2 separate regions of the Homo sapiens genome follow, and region 2 is linked to region 1. Evidence: chromatin loops called from intact Hi-C (ENCODE). Cell type or tissue: natural killer cell. All regions are shown on one strand. Each heading gives the region's core, and the rest is flanking DNA. Links, peaks and the distances in the headings are about the cores only.

Region 1 (8,247 bases), core at 1-8,000:
AGATTGCTGTCTTTTAGATAGCACTTTTGCAGTCGAATAAAGAAAGTTTTAAGAGATCAAGTAGTTTTATCCAATTCATCTCCATTAGTGAAAGCTATTGAGAGTATATCATAGTTCTTTACTCCACCATTGAAAACTGATCCTCCTAGCGGGTGTTATTCTTTTTTTGGCTCAATGACGAACCGGGACTCCAGCATAAAGCAGATAATTGTATGTTGTTGAATTTGCCTGGATTTAGAACCAGGACACCATAGCGCTCAAGCTTGTAACTCCTTCCCTTGTTGAAGAAAATTGGAGATCAATTATTATCATCATCCAAGATAAGAGAAAGGCATATCCTATATATTTACCTGTTCTTTGTGGTTGATCTCAGAATATATTCAGCCTTTATCCCTTCTCCAAATTAAGCTTTCAAGAAATGGCTAAAATAGGCCTTCTAAATTTCTTTTTCACTCAGGGAGCGTATTATGTTTCTCATTTACTAAGTACAGAAAGTGTTACCTTATAGTGATTCCTGAATTACATGTGGGCGGGAGGTTGTTTGTGTAGTTAATCCTTGTTCTCATTCCAGTAAACTGGATTTTAGCAAAAGAGTTGGAAGGTAGGAGAAAGCTCGCCCTTTTCAATTTCTTTCTTTCTTTTTGTTTGTTTGTTTGTTTTTGAGACAGAGTCTCGCTCTGTCACCCAGGCTGGAGTGCAGTGGCGCGATCTCAGCTCACTGCAAGCTCTGCCTCCCGGGTTCACGCCGTTCTCCTGCCTCAGCCTCCCGAGTAGCTGAGACTACAGGTGCTCGGCACCATGCCCGGCTAATTTTTTTGTATTTTTAGTAGAGACGGGGTTTCACTGTGTTAGCCAGGATGGTCTCGATCTCCTGACCTCGTGATCCACCTGCCTCGGCCTTCCAAAGTGCCGGGATTACAGGCATGAGCCACCGCGCCCGCCCGGCCTTTTCCATTTTGTAAGAGGAAGTACTGGTCATAAGCATGTGGTGGGATTTCACATGGTAGGCTGGCAGTGGCTCACACCTATTACTATAATCTCAACACTTTGGAAGGCTGAGGCGGGTGGATCGCTTGAGCCCAGGAGTTCAAGACTAGCCTGGGCAATGTAGCAAGACGCCGACTCTACAAAAATATACAAAAATCTGCCTGGTGTGGTGGCTCACGCCTGTAGTCCTCCCAGCTACTTGGGAGGATCACTTGAGCCTGGGAGGCAGAGGCTGCAGTGACCCAAGATCATGCCACTGCACTCCAGCCTGGGCAGCAGAGTGAGACTCTGTCTCAAAAAAATAAAATAAATAAATAAATAAATAATAAATAAAATAAAGAATAGTGTTGGGAAATTGTCTTACGTGTCTTGAGTTTTGCTTCCCTCACAAACTTGTTGAGATCTCAGTCCTCTAGTGCCCTTTGTGCCTGCAATTCTGTACCAAGCCCTTGTATCATCGAACCCATTCTAAGTCACAAGGACTAATAAAATCATTCCAGATTGCCCACCCGGGCTGAGATCTAGGCTGGGTACTCGGGCACTGAGGTCTTCAGGAAGGAAGAGACAATACTGAGGCCAACACAAGGAGTGTTATGAGGTGTGCTGGTTAGAACGTGGGCCTGAGAAGGACTGCTTAATTTTGCCTGGGTGGGGATGGAGGGCACAAGGTTATTAAAGGCCCCCGGATTGATTCTTGGAATTTAAATTGTTATCTATTAACTGCTTGATGTTTTAAGACACTTTCCATATTCCTGCCACTCTATTTTCACCCAGGCTGTATGAGGTGACATGTTCTAAACAGGGTCCATGTGCCAGAATGAGACTCAAGGTTGAATCTGAGCTTTGTATCTCACTCGCCAAAGGTCCCTGCGTGGGCAGGTTACTTAGCATCTCTAAACCTCAGGGGTTTTTCTCTTACACCAACTTTCTATGGTAGATAGAGTGAAATTGATATACTGTACACAAAGTAGCACATAGTAGGTGTCTGAAAATATCTCCTCTTAAAGTACAGGAAGTACACAGACCGAGCAGTGTCTACCATTGGTTGTCCGAGGCACTGGCCCAACAGACAGGATCTGACGCCTTACTTTTTCATGCACAAAGCTCTCTAAGTGACTGGACTGCAGCAAAGAAGAATCAGCGAGGCCAAACCATACAGCATTTAAATGAAGAAATCCACTTCAATTTTTGAAGTAGCACTCTAGTTTACAGTTACTGTGTAACTATTTTTCTGAACAAAGACACAATCCTACGACTGCCAAACCTATATGAGTTAATATTTTAATGCAGGTTTCTATTGAAGTATACATATGTAAAATGTAAATGTACTGCTTCATGAGTTTCACAGAGTGCCCACACCTAAATCAAGAAACAGACTATTCGGCCCACCTTACTTCTGTCTGCATGGGTTGGTTTTGCCTGGTTTTGAACTTGATGTAAATGAAACCACACAGCATGTATCTGTTTGTGTCTTGCTTCTTTCACCCAACATTCCATGAGATTCATCTCTTGATGAAATGTTGGATTTTACAGACTGGTGTGGTGGCCCATGCCTGTAATCCCAGTGCTATGGGAGGCAGAGGCGGGAGAATCACTTGAGCCCGGGAGTTCAAAAGCAATCTGGGCAACATAGCGAGACCCCATCTCTACAAAAAATAAAAAATAAAAAAATTAGCCAGGTGTGGTGGCACATGCCTATAAGCACCTGTAGTCCCAGCAACTCCAGAGGCTGAGGCGGGAGGATTGTTTCAGCCCAGGAGTTGGAGGTTGCAGTGAGCATTAATCATGTCACTGCATTCCAGCCTAAATGAGAGAGTGAGACCCTGTCTCAAAAAATAAAAATAAAGGCAGGGCTCGGTGGCTCACGCCTGTAATCCCAGCACTCTGGGAGGCCGAGGCGGGTGGATCACTTGAGGTCAGGAATTCAAGACCAGCCTGGCCAACATAATGAAACCCCATCTCTACTAAAATTACAAAAATTAGCTGGGTGTGGTGGCACGCACCTGTAATCCCAGCTACTTGGGAGGCTGAGGCTGGAGAATCGCTTGAATCAGGGAGGCAGAGGTTGCAGTGAGCAGAGATTACGCCACTGTACTCCAGCCTGGGCAACAGAGCAAGACTCTGTCTCAATCAATCAATCAATCAATCAATAAAATGTTCAGCTGTTTCAGGGTGGCTAGGTTTCTCATGAAATCGATGACATCTTCTCCTCATCTCCTAGTGTGTACATACACTTTCTCATTGCTACTGAGTATATGCCCACAGGTGGCAGTACTAAGTCATAGGGTATATTTCAGCTTTAACAGATGTAGCCAGTTTTGAGAGGGCTTTTTAGCAGTTTATACTGCCACCCTCAGTATTTGAGGGTATATGCATTTATTTTGCCAAAAAATGCACCGAAATTTAGTATTACTCCCATTTCCATCTCTGTGTTTATCTTTTCAAAATAGCTCTCTTATTGGATGCTGTCAACCAAAGTCACCGGGTACCACTGGATGATAAAACTGTGGAAAATGGTGACTCCATTTTCCCAGCGGATTTCAGTCTTGGATGATGTTAAAAATAAAACGGAACAGTAATTTCTTCCAGCTTAAAGAATAGCATCTGCCTTCCCCTGTCCTTTTCATATTTAAGAAACTTGAGATCTTGCTCTCGGCTCACTTATCATTAGATTTAACAGCTTCTGTAATTTGGGGTTGGACCCTGCTTCTCACTGTCTGTCTCGATTACAACACAGACGATTTCTGAGAAAAAGAAAAATGGTATGTACTGGTGAAAAGAGAAGTTTCTTTGTTTTCTTTTGAGTGCAAATGCTACTTTCATTTCTTGTTGCTGTTATGGGATCTAGGGAAGCTTTAATTTATTCCCTCTGATACAAGTGATTAAACTGCCCCTTGGGTAGTTTAAATTGTAATTGCTGAGTAAATACATATGTTTGTCAGAGTTTAAAGGTCACACATCGCTCAGGAGGTCAGGCCTTTGTTTGGCCACAGAGCGGGTATTGTGAGCTGTTGAAATACCACCTTTGCTGCCCTCCTCCCTTCCCGGTGACCTCAGGCCGACTTCTGTCCATTGTAGATCAAAGGTAGGGAAAGATTCGGTTCCACTGAGCAGTTGCTAACAGCATGGCTTTGGGGATTTGGCAGCAAATTTGAATCAGGATACTATAGTAGTAATGTCATAGGATAGCCCCGCTCAGACTGATTTTATACTGAACAGGGAGGTATTATACAGCTGAACTTGAAACGGTAGTCTCTCTTGCAGGTTTCAGAAAAAAGTTAAGGTCATAGAATTTCTCAGTTTTAGTGTCCCTGCGTAACACCTCTTAAGCCTTTTGGCATCTGTGGCCATGAGATTCTAATTTAGATGCTAGGAGAGCTGGCATAAACATTTATAGCACTTGGCTATTTTTTGCTTAATTTATCCAGATTTCATGATGTTCTACAAAAGTGTGCCTGGCACTCTACTGTGTGAATGAGTTTGAGAGTTGTGGGTCTATAGGGATAGGCAGTAACTTCAAGACAATTGTAATGATGGCAGCTACTGTATCTTTTTTTTTTTTTTTTTTTTTTTTTTTTTTGAGACAGAGTCTCACTGTCACCCAGGCTGGAGTACAGTGGCATGATATCAGCTCACTGCAACCTCTGCCTCCCAGGTTCAAGTGATTCTTGTAACTCAGACTCCCGAGTAGCTGGGACTACAAGGGCACATCACCACGCCCGGCTAATTTTTGTATGTTTTGTAGAGACGGGGTTTTGCCATGTTGGCCAGGCTGGTCTTGAACTCCTGACCTCAGGTGATCTGCCCGCGTCGGCCTCCCAAATTGCTGGGATTACAGGCGTGAGCCACCGCGCCCGGCCTAGCTACTGTATCTTGGGGGCTCTTTGTGCCAGGTGCTGTGTCGGTTCCTGAATGTCAGGTCTGCTTCTTGCCGCATCACAGCACCCAGGCTGGGATTCTAATATGGTTGTCCTTTCCCTCACAGCTGGGCATTCTGCTCACGGTTGCCAGTCTTGAAAGGCTGACAGTTTCTCTCCTTTGTCTATTCTTTTCTTTCTTTCTTTCTTTCTTTCTTTCTTTTTTTTTTGAGAAAGAGTTTTGCTCTTGTTGCCGAGGCTGGAGTGCAATGGCGCGGTCTCGGCTAGCCACAACCCCTGCCTCCCGGGTTCAAGCAGTTCTTCTGCCTCAGGCTCCTGAGTAGCTGGGATTACCGGCATGCACCACCATGCCCGGCTAATTTTGTATTTTTAGTAGAGATGGGGTTCTCCATGTTGTTCAGGCTGGTCTCGAACTCCTGACCTCAGGTGATCCACCTGCCTTGGCCTCCCAAAGTGCTGGGATTACAGGCGTGAGCCACTGCTCCTGGCAACACTTTGATTTTTCTAAGGTTGGCAGAGGGATTTCCTCATACGCTGTGTTCAAACATGTGTTTGCACATTGACGTTTGTGATTTTCTTTTTTTTAATTATTTTTATACGTTCTGGGGTACATGTGCAGGATGTGTACGTTTGTTGCATAGGTAAACATGTGCCATGTGGTTTGCTGCACAGATCATCCCATCACCTAAGTATGAAGCCCAGCATGCATTAGCTCCTTTCCCTAATGTTCTCCCCAACCCCACCGCTGCCCTCCAGTAGGCCCCAGTGTGTGTTGTTCCCCTCTCTGTGTCCGTGTGTTCTCATTGTTCGGCTTCCACTTGTAAGTGAGAACATGTGGTGTTTGGTTTTCTGTTTCTGCATTAGTTTGCTGAGGATAATGGCTTTCAGCTTCATCCATGTCCCTGCAGAGGATATTCTCTTGTTCCTTTTGATGGCTGCATAGTATTCCATGGTGTATATGTACCACATTTTCTTTTTCCAGTCTATCATTGATGGGCATTTGGGTTGGTTCCAAGTCTTTGCTATTTTGAATAATGCTGCAATGAACATATGTGTGCATGTATCTTTATAATACAATGATTTATATTCCTGAGTATATACCCAGTAATGGGATTGCTGGGTCAAATGGTATGATTTTCCTTTTTACATTAAAAAAAATTTCTTTCGTTCCTTTCTCTTTTGTGAGAAATCACACCCGGATGTCATTTTCACTACTTCTTGATGAGGAGGTGTGGAGTCTCTCAAGGGGATGACATGCAGATTCTTACTGGCATAAAAGTGACCCTCAGTTGGCGAATACCTTATTGAATTTCTGTACTATTATTGGGCATGTCCTAAGCCCTCAAGCAAGGGATGGCAAATAGATTCTATCTGACACTACAACTAACTCTAGTCAACTGGCAGTGATTTTCCGGTGCTCTTCAGGATTTTGAGGCTTCCACCTGGCTGTCAAAGGGAAATAAATGCTGCATTTGATCAGCAACATCTGCCACGGGTCTGGGTGGAAAGGGGCACCCAGGTTGCCACATCTTCCCTCCTGGCTTCTCATCTATGGAGATGGCCAGCACCATGGAGCCAGCATTCAGCAAGAATGGCCCCAGGGAAGGGAAAAGGAAATGGCTGCGCTGCCATCAAGAGTGGGCCGAGGTAAATATCCGGTGCAGCATGACGCAGTGGGATTGGAGTGCAGGTGCACAATCCCGTGCAGCATATAATCAGTTATGTAACCATGTTATGGGTGGGCTCATCCCCTGGCTCTGAGCCGCTATTGTCTGTGAAGCGCACAAATGTATCACGAACACTGTGAGAAGGCATGCATAATGGAGTTGGCTGCCTTGCAGGTGGGGGTGGGTGGGTGGAGCCAGGAAATGGTGAGCACACTGGGGAGTGCAGCTGCAGACTGTGGAGCTGGCACTGAGTGGGGCTGCTGAGCAGGCAGCCAAGACAAAGGCTGACACAGAGAATAAAGCCATATCCCACCTGTATAAGATCCCTCGAGTGTTCTTTCAGCTACCCGCCACCGGTCCACCTACTCCCCTCGGACCCCAGCTTGGGTTGGAAGCTGACACTGACTTTCTTTCTTTTCTGTGAGGTGGAGTCTAGCTCTGTTGCCCAGGCTGGAGTGCAGTGGTACGATCTCGGCTCACTGCAACCTCCGCTTCCCAGGTTCAAGCGATTCTCCTGCCTCAGCCTCCAGAGTAGCTGGGACTACAGGTGTGCACCAGCACACCTGGCTAATTTTTGTATTTTTAGTAGAGATGGGGTTTCACCATGTTGGCCAGGCTGGTCTCAAACTCCTGACCTCAGGTGATCTGCCCACCTCGGCCTCCCAAAGTGCCATGATAACAGGTGTGAGCCACCACACCCGGCTTCTGACACTGACAAATAGCTTATGTCCTGAGGTGCTTTGAGTCATGAGACGCAGTTTAGCCTGGCAGCCGAAAGCTTGGGTTAGTATCCTAGCTCCCCCACTTTCCTAGCTTTGAGCCTACGGAGCAAAGACCTGAGGGATGGCTGACTTTTGAACTCCGACAAAGTAGGTATTTTCTCAGTAATTGTAATTAAACTACCAAACGGAGAGTTTAATCATTCATAGCAAAGGAATACTTGAAAGAAGCTCCTTTGAATCTCATAACAAAAAAGGCTGGTGCCTCCATTTTCTCATGTATGAAATAGGAATTATAACAGTAACTGCCTCATCCAGCTGCTGTGAGGATGGCGTAGTTAACACGTGAGGGGCATGGTAAATGATGGCCAGTTTGCACCACAGTCATCCTTTCTTCCACTGCTTCCTGCCCTCTTTCTCCTGGCATGGCCACCAGCCTCACCCCTTCAAGGCCGCGTTGCAATGACCTGCTGCTGCTCCCCTGGGAGTGACCATGAGGCCTTCGTGGGCAGCCTTTCCCCACTGCCTGGATTCCACTTTAATATGAATTGTTCCCTTTCATGGGTACTTCCTATATGCCAGGCATAGTAATAAGCCCTTTACATGTATCATTAAGCTTTTCAAAATCTCTAGGAGGGAGGCGTTATTGCTCCCCCTTCATAGATGAGCAGGTGCCGAGAGCTTACGTGACTTGTCCCAGGCCACATGGTAAGTAGCAGAATCAGGACTGATTTGAACTCAGGTGCTGTATGGTAAATGCATCTGATAGCAATAACTTAAGCAGACCCTGGGAATGACCTTTATGGCAGATGCACCTGAATGTGTGTTCCAGATTAGGGAATCCGGGACTGGCCAACCAGAGATTCTTTCCTTGTCATCTGAGCCCCTGTCCTGTCCTGTCCTGTGAAACACGAGCTGTACAGGGGATATTGAAGCCCTGAGTTTTGGGTTGCATGAAGGTTGCTAGGGATAGCGTGGAGGTTGTTAGGGGTGGGT
Region 2 (8,378 bases), core at 65-8,064, 75 kb before region 1:
GGATGGCAAAAACAGAGAGGAGGGAAAAGGAGAGAAACGGTTCCTGGAAGAATAGACATCAAAGCGGGGCCTGACATTCGCTCCTCCCCACCTTCCAACAGCTCTGTCAGCAATGAATTTCTCCTTGTCTTAACCCCTTTCTGCTTGAAAAAACTAGAGTGGTTTCTGTTTTCCTGAAGGACCCAGTCAAGGTCTCTTGTGTAATGTGTACCCAGTACATAAGCGTTCTCCTTCCTCCCCACCCTCGGAACTGTTTTATTGGGATCCTTAATGTGTTGTTCGTTGAATGTACCCTTCCTTTAAGGTCCACCTCAAACACCACCTTCCTCCATGAAGCCTTCTCAGATCACTCCAGCTCCTAGTGGTTGCTCCCTTCTGCCAACTCATTCATTCATTCATTCTTCAATGGATGTTTATTAGTGGCCCCCTCTGTGCCAGAAAAAAAAAATCAGATACTCCATAATACCTCTCAGTTCCATCCTATTTGAAAGGACAGTGCTGAATTTGACTTGAGGCTGTGCTCCCGGAAAACAGCGAGGATTAGGAAATACCCTCACCCCTTTCGTGTTCCAGGAAGCAGCTTACCGCAAAGAATCAACGTTTCCCAGTGGACGTGGGCGAGACCCACAGATGCCCATCCACGACTTGTTTGTTTGAGACAAGGCCAGGCACAGAACTTCCAAATTCTCGTTCTTTGCCTCGTCAAAGATTAGCTAAACTGTGTGTCACCACTCATCAATCTGGACTTGTTCATTCATCTGATTGACTCAAGTTTAGTTCAGCTTCTCTCCTCTCCCCAGGTTCCCAAACTTTGATCTACCCTCTGCCTGGGCCAGTGGATACCCCCTCCTAGTGGCACCTCCCAAAACCCTTGGCTGGCCACAGGAAAGACATTCTCTCATCTGCTGATTAATCACTCCCCCAATCCCGTCCATCCCACTCCCCACACCTGGTTCTGTCTAAGCCTTGTCTGCTCCTCCCTGGAGAAGAAAAGCTGTGCCTGGGCTTCAAGATGCTTGCAGGTGGCATTGCATAGCCTTCTCCCTATTCAATCATCCCTTCCCTCCTCTTGCAACAATTCTTTCTAATAAAGTCTCTGCTTACCCAAGTCCAGACTTTTTTTTTTTTTGAGATGGAGTTTTGCTCTTGTTGCCCAGGCTGGAGTGCAATGGCGTGATCTCAGCTCACTGCAACTTCTGCCTCCCGGGTTCAAGCGATTCTCCTGCCTCAGCCTCCTGAGTAGCTGGGATTACAGGAGCTCACCACCACACCTGTCTAACTTTTGTATTTTTAGTAGAAACGGGGTTTCACCATGTTGGTCAGGCTGGTTTTGAACTCCTGACCTCGTGATCCGCCCACCTCGGCCTCCCAAAGTGCTGGGATTACAGACATGAGCCACCACGCCTGGCCTGGTTTGTTGTTGTTTTTAATATATGTGCTTGTTTTTCTTTTTCCTAAACTTGTGGTAAAAAACATAACATCGAATGAGCCATGTGAACCATTTTCAAGTATAGTTGAATAAAGCACATTCACTTTGTTGCACGGCCATCACCACCATCCATCTCCAGAGCTTTCTCCTCTGTCCCCAGTAAACACTCACTCCCTGCCCCCTGACCCCAGCCCCTGGCACACACCATTCTACTTTCTATCTAGTGGAATCCCAGTATTTGACCCTTCCTACTGACTTATTTCACTTCACCTAATGTCTTCAAGACTCCTCCGTACTGTGGCATGTGTTGAAATTTCCCTCTTTTTTCCGGCTGGATAAAATTCCCCTGCATGTATGCACCAGAGTTCACTGATTCATTCGTCTGAAAATTGACACTCGTGTTGCTTCCACCTCCTGGCTATTGTGAATGAGGCTGCTGTGAATCGGGAGTGCAGCTTCTCTTCAAGACCCTGCTGTCTGGCCGGGCGCGGTGACACACGCCTGTAATCCCAGCACTTTGGGAGGCCAAGGTGGGTGGATCACGAGGTCAGGAGTTCGAGACCAGCCTGGCCAATATGATAAAACCTCATCACTACTAAAAATATAAAAATTAGCTGGACATGGTGGTATGAACCTGTAATCCCAGCTACTCGGGAGGCTGAGGCAGGAGAATTGCTTCAACCCGGGAGGTGGAGGTTATAGTGAGCCGACATCAAGACACTGTACTCTAGCCTGGACAACAGAGCAAGACTCCATCTCAAAAAACAAAAAAAGACCTTGCTGTCAATTCTTTTGGATTGCTGGTTCTGTTTTTAATTTTTAATTTCAGTATTTATTTATTTATTTTTGAGATGGAGTGATTTCCTGCCTCAACCTCCCAAGTAGCTGAGATTACAGGCACCCGCCACCCGGCTGATTTTTGTATTTTTCGTAGAGATCGTGTTTCATCATGTTGGCCAGGCTGGTCTCGAACTCCTGACCTCAAGTGATCCTCCCACCTCGGCCTCCCAAAGTGCTGGGATTACAGGAGTGAGCCACCGCACCTGACCTTCATTTCAATTTTTTAATATAGTTTTCTTTTCTTTTCTTTTCTTTCTTTCTTTCTTTTTTTTTTTTGAGACTGATTCTTAGTCTGTTGCCCAGGCTAGAGTACAATGGCGCGATCTAAGCTCACTGCAACCTCCGCCTCCTGGGTTCAAGTGATTCTCCTGCCTAAGCCTCCCAAGTAGCTGGGGCTACAGGCCTGCGCCATCATGCCCAGCTAATCTTTGTATTTTTAGTAGAGATGGGGTTTCACCATGTTGGCCAGGCTGGTCTTGAAATCCTGACCTCAGATGATCTGCCCGCCTCAGCCTCCCAAAGTGCTGGGATTACAGGCATGAGCCACTGCACCTGGCCTGACATGGTTTTTTAATTCGAATTTTGTGGGTGGCAAGCCACCCAGGTGCCAAGGCAAGAGACTGAGGGACACAAGCTGTTCCAGTATAATAAAGAAAATATATAGAATAAAAATAGTTATACTAGAAATAGATTATAAATATGATTACATATGAATATCATTAACCATTAGTTTGTAGTATTACTCTTCTTTCCAATGTTATAATAATCTTTGTTCTACAATTATAACCTAGGAAAAACCAGGCCATACAGAGATAGGAGCCGAAGGGACATGGTGAGAAGTGATCAGAAGAGTGTGAGCCCTCTGTCACGCCCAGACAGGGCCACTAGAGGGCTCCCTGGTCTCGCGGTAACACCAGCGCCTGGGAAGGCACCTGTTACCTAGCGGACCTCGGTTTAGCGGTAGCGTCAGTGCCTGGGGAAGGCACCCATTACTTAGTAGACCGGGAAAGGAAGTCTCCCTTTCCCTGGGTGAGTTAGAGAAGACTCTGTTCCACCACCTCTTGTGGAAGGCTTGACATCAGTCAGGCCTGCCTGCAGCCATCCAGAGGCCTAACCGTCTCCCTGTGATGCTGTGCTTCAGCGGTCACACTCCTGGTCCGCTTTCATATTCCACCCTGTACACCTGGCTCTGCCTTCTAGATAACAGTAGCAGAATTAGTGAAAGTACTAAAAGTCTTTGAAATGCATAGAAGAAATAATGGAGTAAGCTGTCCTCTCTCTCCCTCTGCCTCGGCTGCCAAACCGGGAAGGGCCCCCTGTCCAGTGGACACGTGACTCGCGTGACCTTACCTATCATTGGAGATGACTCACACTCCTTACCCTGCCCCCTTGTCTTGTATCCAATAAATAACTGTGCAGCCAGGCATTCGGGGCCACTACTGGTCTCCACGTCTAGGTGGTAGTGGCCCTCGGGCCCAGCTGTCTTTTCTTCTACCTCTTTGTCTTGTGTCTTTATTTCTACAATCTCTCGTCTCTGCACACGAGGAGAAAAACCCACAGACCCCATAGGGTTGGACCCTATAGAACTTGTCAAACATTCTGAGGAATCTCCGAACCATTTTCTGCAGTGGCTGCAGCACTTTCCATTCCCACCAATGGTGCATGGTGGTCCCGATTTCTCCACATTTTCACCAACACTTGTTATTTTCTATTTTTACTTTTTTTTTAATAGTAGCCATTGTAATAGGAGCAAAGTCATATTTGCTTCTTATTTGACAAAATCAATACATATTACTGAGCACTAAGTGCAAAGCCACAACAGATGTGCAGGCAGGCAGGATGAGAAGGTGAAGGCTATACAGGGCTTTGCTATGAGGGCGGGAAGGTGCCACCTTCTTGGGGCTTCTGCCCTGAGAGCCCCGGGGCCCAGTGAGCGTAACCCTGCAACAGGTGCGTGAGTGAGCGAGTGCTGGGTGTCAGAGGCTCGGACTTCCACCACGCATGCACCACAACCTAGTGAGAGGCACAGAGGCACAGCGACCAACCCAAAGACCCAGCACAGAGGCATTCCAGAACACTCCCTCCTGAAGGGGCTTTTGAGATGATTGAGTCTGGGGATGCTGGAGACCTTCCTCGTTGGTGCAGTTGGTCAGGCTGAAAACATCTGTGGCAGCACAGTGTTGAGGAGGACCCTAGAGTCAACCTGAGCTCAGTGAGAAAATACTGCAATCAGCAAGCAAGGCAGGCCAGGGGCATGGGTTGTGGGTGAGCAGGAAATGTCTTCATTATTATTTGTTTATTATTAGTTTTTTAGAAGGGGTCTCCTCTGTCACCCATCGCCTAGGCTGGAATGCAGTGGGGCAATCTTGGCTCACTGCAGCCTTGACCTCCTGGGCTCATGCAACCCTCCCACCTCAGCCTCCCAAGTAGCTGGGACTACTGGTGCACACCACCACGCCTGGCTAATTTTTGTATTTTTGTAGAGACGGGGTTTCGCCATGTTGCCCAGGCTAGTCTTGAACTACTGAGCTCAAGTGATCCTCCCTCCTCAACCTCCCAAAGTGCTGGGATGATAGGTGTGAGCCATTGCACTAAGCCAGAAATGTTTTTACAAAAGAAAAAAAAAAAAAAAGCAAGGCCCAGAGAGGTCACGTGCTTTCCCCAAGCTTGCACAGCAGGAATGGCGGAACACAAATCGCCCGATGGCTCTTCTGTCAGCCAAACGGGCAGATAAATACGAAGCACTAAGTGTCTTCTTCCTGCTTTGTGGCTGCCGTCACCAGTCACATCTGCCAACGCCAGGGACAGTCTCTGTAGCACGCATCTGGGAAACAAGGCTGGCCCCAGTCCTGTGGTTTGGCCGGAGCCCATATCCTCTGCATTCCCATATCAGCTACTTCTCTGGAATGAAAACCAACACTAGCTGCTGAAAGAGAATTGTAAAACCTTAAAACCACAGGGCTGAAGGGAAACTTTAGACAGTTTCCAGTCTACTGCATTTTTTTTTTCCCCCAGAGGGAGTCTTGCCAAGACTGTAGTGCGGTGGCACTATCTCGGCCCAGTGCAACCTCTGCCTCCTAGATTCAGGTGATTCTCCCACCTCAGCCCCCCGAATAGCTGGGACTACAGGCGTCCGCCACCATGCCCAGCTAATTTTTGTGTTTTTAGTAGAGACGGGGTTTCACCATGTTGGCCAGGCTGATCTCGAACTCCTGACTTCAGGTGATCCACTCACCTCGGCCTCCCAAAGTGCTGGAATTACAGGCGTGAGCCACTGTGTCCAGCCTCTAGTCTACTGTTTTCTAACATGCCTGACTTCGTGGGGAAAAAAAGTCAGTGGTTAAAAAATATTAAAAACTTTAAAATGAGAAAAATGCCAGGTAACATTTATTTTTAAGTACCACCTGGGTGCCAGACACTGCATTCATCACTCTGGGTCTGTTCATTTTGATGAGGTCGCCAGCTTAGCCTGCATGAAATGCTGAGATTCCAATAACAGATTTCCTTCTTTGCCTTGCCCACTAGGAATCTCATAACTGAAGGTGGAACTCACAGGTATTGTTAGGACTGTATGTATGTCAGTTTCTGGGGTTGCCATGACAACATACCACAAACTGGGGGACTTAAACAACAGAAATTGATATTCTTACAGTTCTAGAGGCCAGAAGTATGAGATTAAGATATTACAGGGTTCCCTCTGAAGGTTCTGGGAGGGACCTCTCTTCTAGCTCCTGGTAGTTTCTCGGCTTGTGGCAGCACTGTTCTAATCCTCACATGATGTTCGCTCTGTATGCGTCTGTGCCCAAATTCCCCTTTTAATAAGGACACCAAACTGGGAGCAGTGGCTCATGCCTGTAATCCCAGAGCTTAGGGAGGCCAAGGCAGGAGGATCACTTGAGCCTAGGAGTTTGAGACCAGCCTGGGAAACATAGTGAGACTCTGTCTCCTCTAAAATTAAAAATTAGCAGGGTGTGGTGGCATGTGCCTATAGTCGTAGCTACTTAAGAGGCCAAGTTGGGAGGATCACTTGAGCCAAGGTTGCAGTGAGCTATGATCGCACCACTACACTCCAACCTGGATGACAGAGCAAGATCCTGTCTCAATAAATAAATAAATAAAATAATAAGGATGCCAGCCATATTGGATTAGGTGTCCATCCTATTCCAGTGTGACCTCATCTTAACTTGACTCATGATATATAGATGACTCTATTTCCAAACAGGGTCACATTCTGAGGTCCTGGGGTTTGTGACTTCAACATATGAATTTTTGTGGGACATGGCCACCTTCTCGCCATGTCCTCACATGGCCTTTCCTTGGTATGTGCTCATGGAAGGCGAGTGAGTGAGGTCTCTGGTGTCTCTTCCTACAAAGGCATGAATCCTACCGGATCAGGGTCCCACCCTTATGCCCTCATTTAACCTTAATTACTTCCTTAGAGGGCCTTTCTCCAAATGCAGCCATACTGGGAGCTAGAGCCTCACCATATGAATTCTGGGGGACATAGGCATTCAGCTCATAACAGCATGTTATGCATTTCCATGTAGGAACCATACCCCCTGGCTTCATCTCATCCTGCACCTCTATTTTCCCTTGGTATTTCCATAGTCTTCTTGGAGCAAGGCACATGTTTATAAACACAAAATAGTGGAACTGTCCAGAGTTGATATATGGAAGCCAGAAGGACAGCACCCCCCATGATTGACTGGTCATTTCCTGGAGTCTCTTCTGTCCCCGAGGTCAGTGGTTTCACTGTTGTCCTTCGAAGTTTCTGGGGGTCTCCTGGAGCTCAAGGCTGGAGGGGGATAAAAGGATAAGGGGCCAGGCACACAGGGCTCTGGGTTCCCATCCTCCTGTCAACCGGAGCATCCAGTTTTTCTGTCCTGTGGACTGGGCTTCCACGTAACATGTCATGAATACGTGTTTGAAAAGCCTGCAGCCCAGCCAGAACCACCAGCTCAGCCAGAAGGAAAAAGTGTCTCTCCTCAAAGCTGAGAGTTCTCTCTCTCTCTTTCTCTTCTTTCTTACAGTCAGTGGGCAGGCAGTCTACAGCAAAGGGCCCTGATAAAATTACCTTGTAATTTGAGAATCTGGGAGATGAAAAATAAAATGACCAGCTTTCATTAGCAATAGGACCTGTCTGTCATGGGCCTCACTGCCCTGGACTCTAGGATTTGAGAATTACAGGCAGCTTCGTTTACTGGGCCACTCAGCACTCACTACTGGTGCCAGGCATTGGGGTCACTAGGGCCACTGCCCCACGGGTGCTGAGATGACAGCCCCCTGGGCAGGTGGGTCTGCTGCTGGACAGAGGTTGGGTATGTGTGCAGGGTTACAACAGGCCAGGCGGTGGTGGCGGGCATGGCCAGCTTTAAGGCCTGCAGGAGGTGGTGAGGAACAAGATGCAGCCACACCTATGTCTGGCTCTGTCTGCAGACCCAGGAATAGGGTGAATTAAATTGTACGGTCTTGATATATTGCATTTGAAGCCTTCAAACCTGAGTAACTTCATTAGTTTGCTAGGGCTGCAGTGGCAAAGTATCAGGAGCTCAGTGGCTTAAAAATAGACATTTCTGGCCGGGCGCGGTGGCTCATGCCTGTAATCCCAGCACTTTGGGAGGCCGAGGCAGGCAGACCACCAGGTCAGGAGATCGAGACCATCCTGGCTAACACGGTGAAACCTCGTCTCTACTAAAAATACAAAAAATTAGCCAGGCGTGGTGGTAGGCGCCTATGGTCCCAGCTACTTAGGAGGCTGAGGCATGAGAATGGTGTGAACCCAGGAGGCGGAGCTTGCAGTGAGCCGAGATCGCGCCACTGCACACCAACCTGGGTGACAGAGCAAGACTTCATCTCAAAAAAAAAAAAAGGACATTTCTGCTCTCACAGTTCTGGAGGCTGGAAGGCCAGGATCAAGGTGTCTGCAGGGTTGCTTCCTTCTGAGGCTGTGACAGGGAATCTGCACCAGGCCCTCTCCTGGCTTCAGGTGCTTTGATGAAATCTTTGGTGCTCCCTGGCCTGTGGGGGCCTCACCCTGACCTCTGCCTTCGTGTTCACAGGGTGCTCCCCCTGAGTGCATGTCTATGTCCCAATTTCTCCTTTTCACAAG

What was found. Hi-C counts contacts between places; a loop is a spot of excess contacts. Peaks named below come from ENCODE experiments on the same cell type or tissue, not always from the same donor. Only the 100,000 strongest peaks of a DNase experiment are listed, where the experiment ranks them.
Region 2: a loop joins it to region 1, with 16 times the contacts of the local background. A loop is called at or near these places in 94 of 110 quality-filtered maps.

Annotation. Positions count from the first base shown.
Region 1 is chr4:4,255,436-4,263,682 of GRCh38, reverse strand. No RefSeq gene overlaps it. Among named protein-coding and RNA genes, the nearest start is that of TMEM128, 11 kb to the right of the region's middle. RefSeq lists enhancers at 3,867-4,161, 6,143-6,643. In natural killer cell, for the core only: CTCF peaks have their summits at 3,112 and 3,318; a DNase peak (open chromatin) is centred at 3,282; H3K27ac peaks cover 442 bases.
Region 2 is chr4:4,330,211-4,338,588 of GRCh38, reverse strand. No RefSeq gene overlaps it. Among named protein-coding and RNA genes, the nearest start is that of ZBTB49, 44 kb to the right of the region's middle. In natural killer cell, for the core only: CTCF peaks have their summits at 2,961 and 3,163 (motif pointing right); a DNase peak (open chromatin) is centred at 3,178.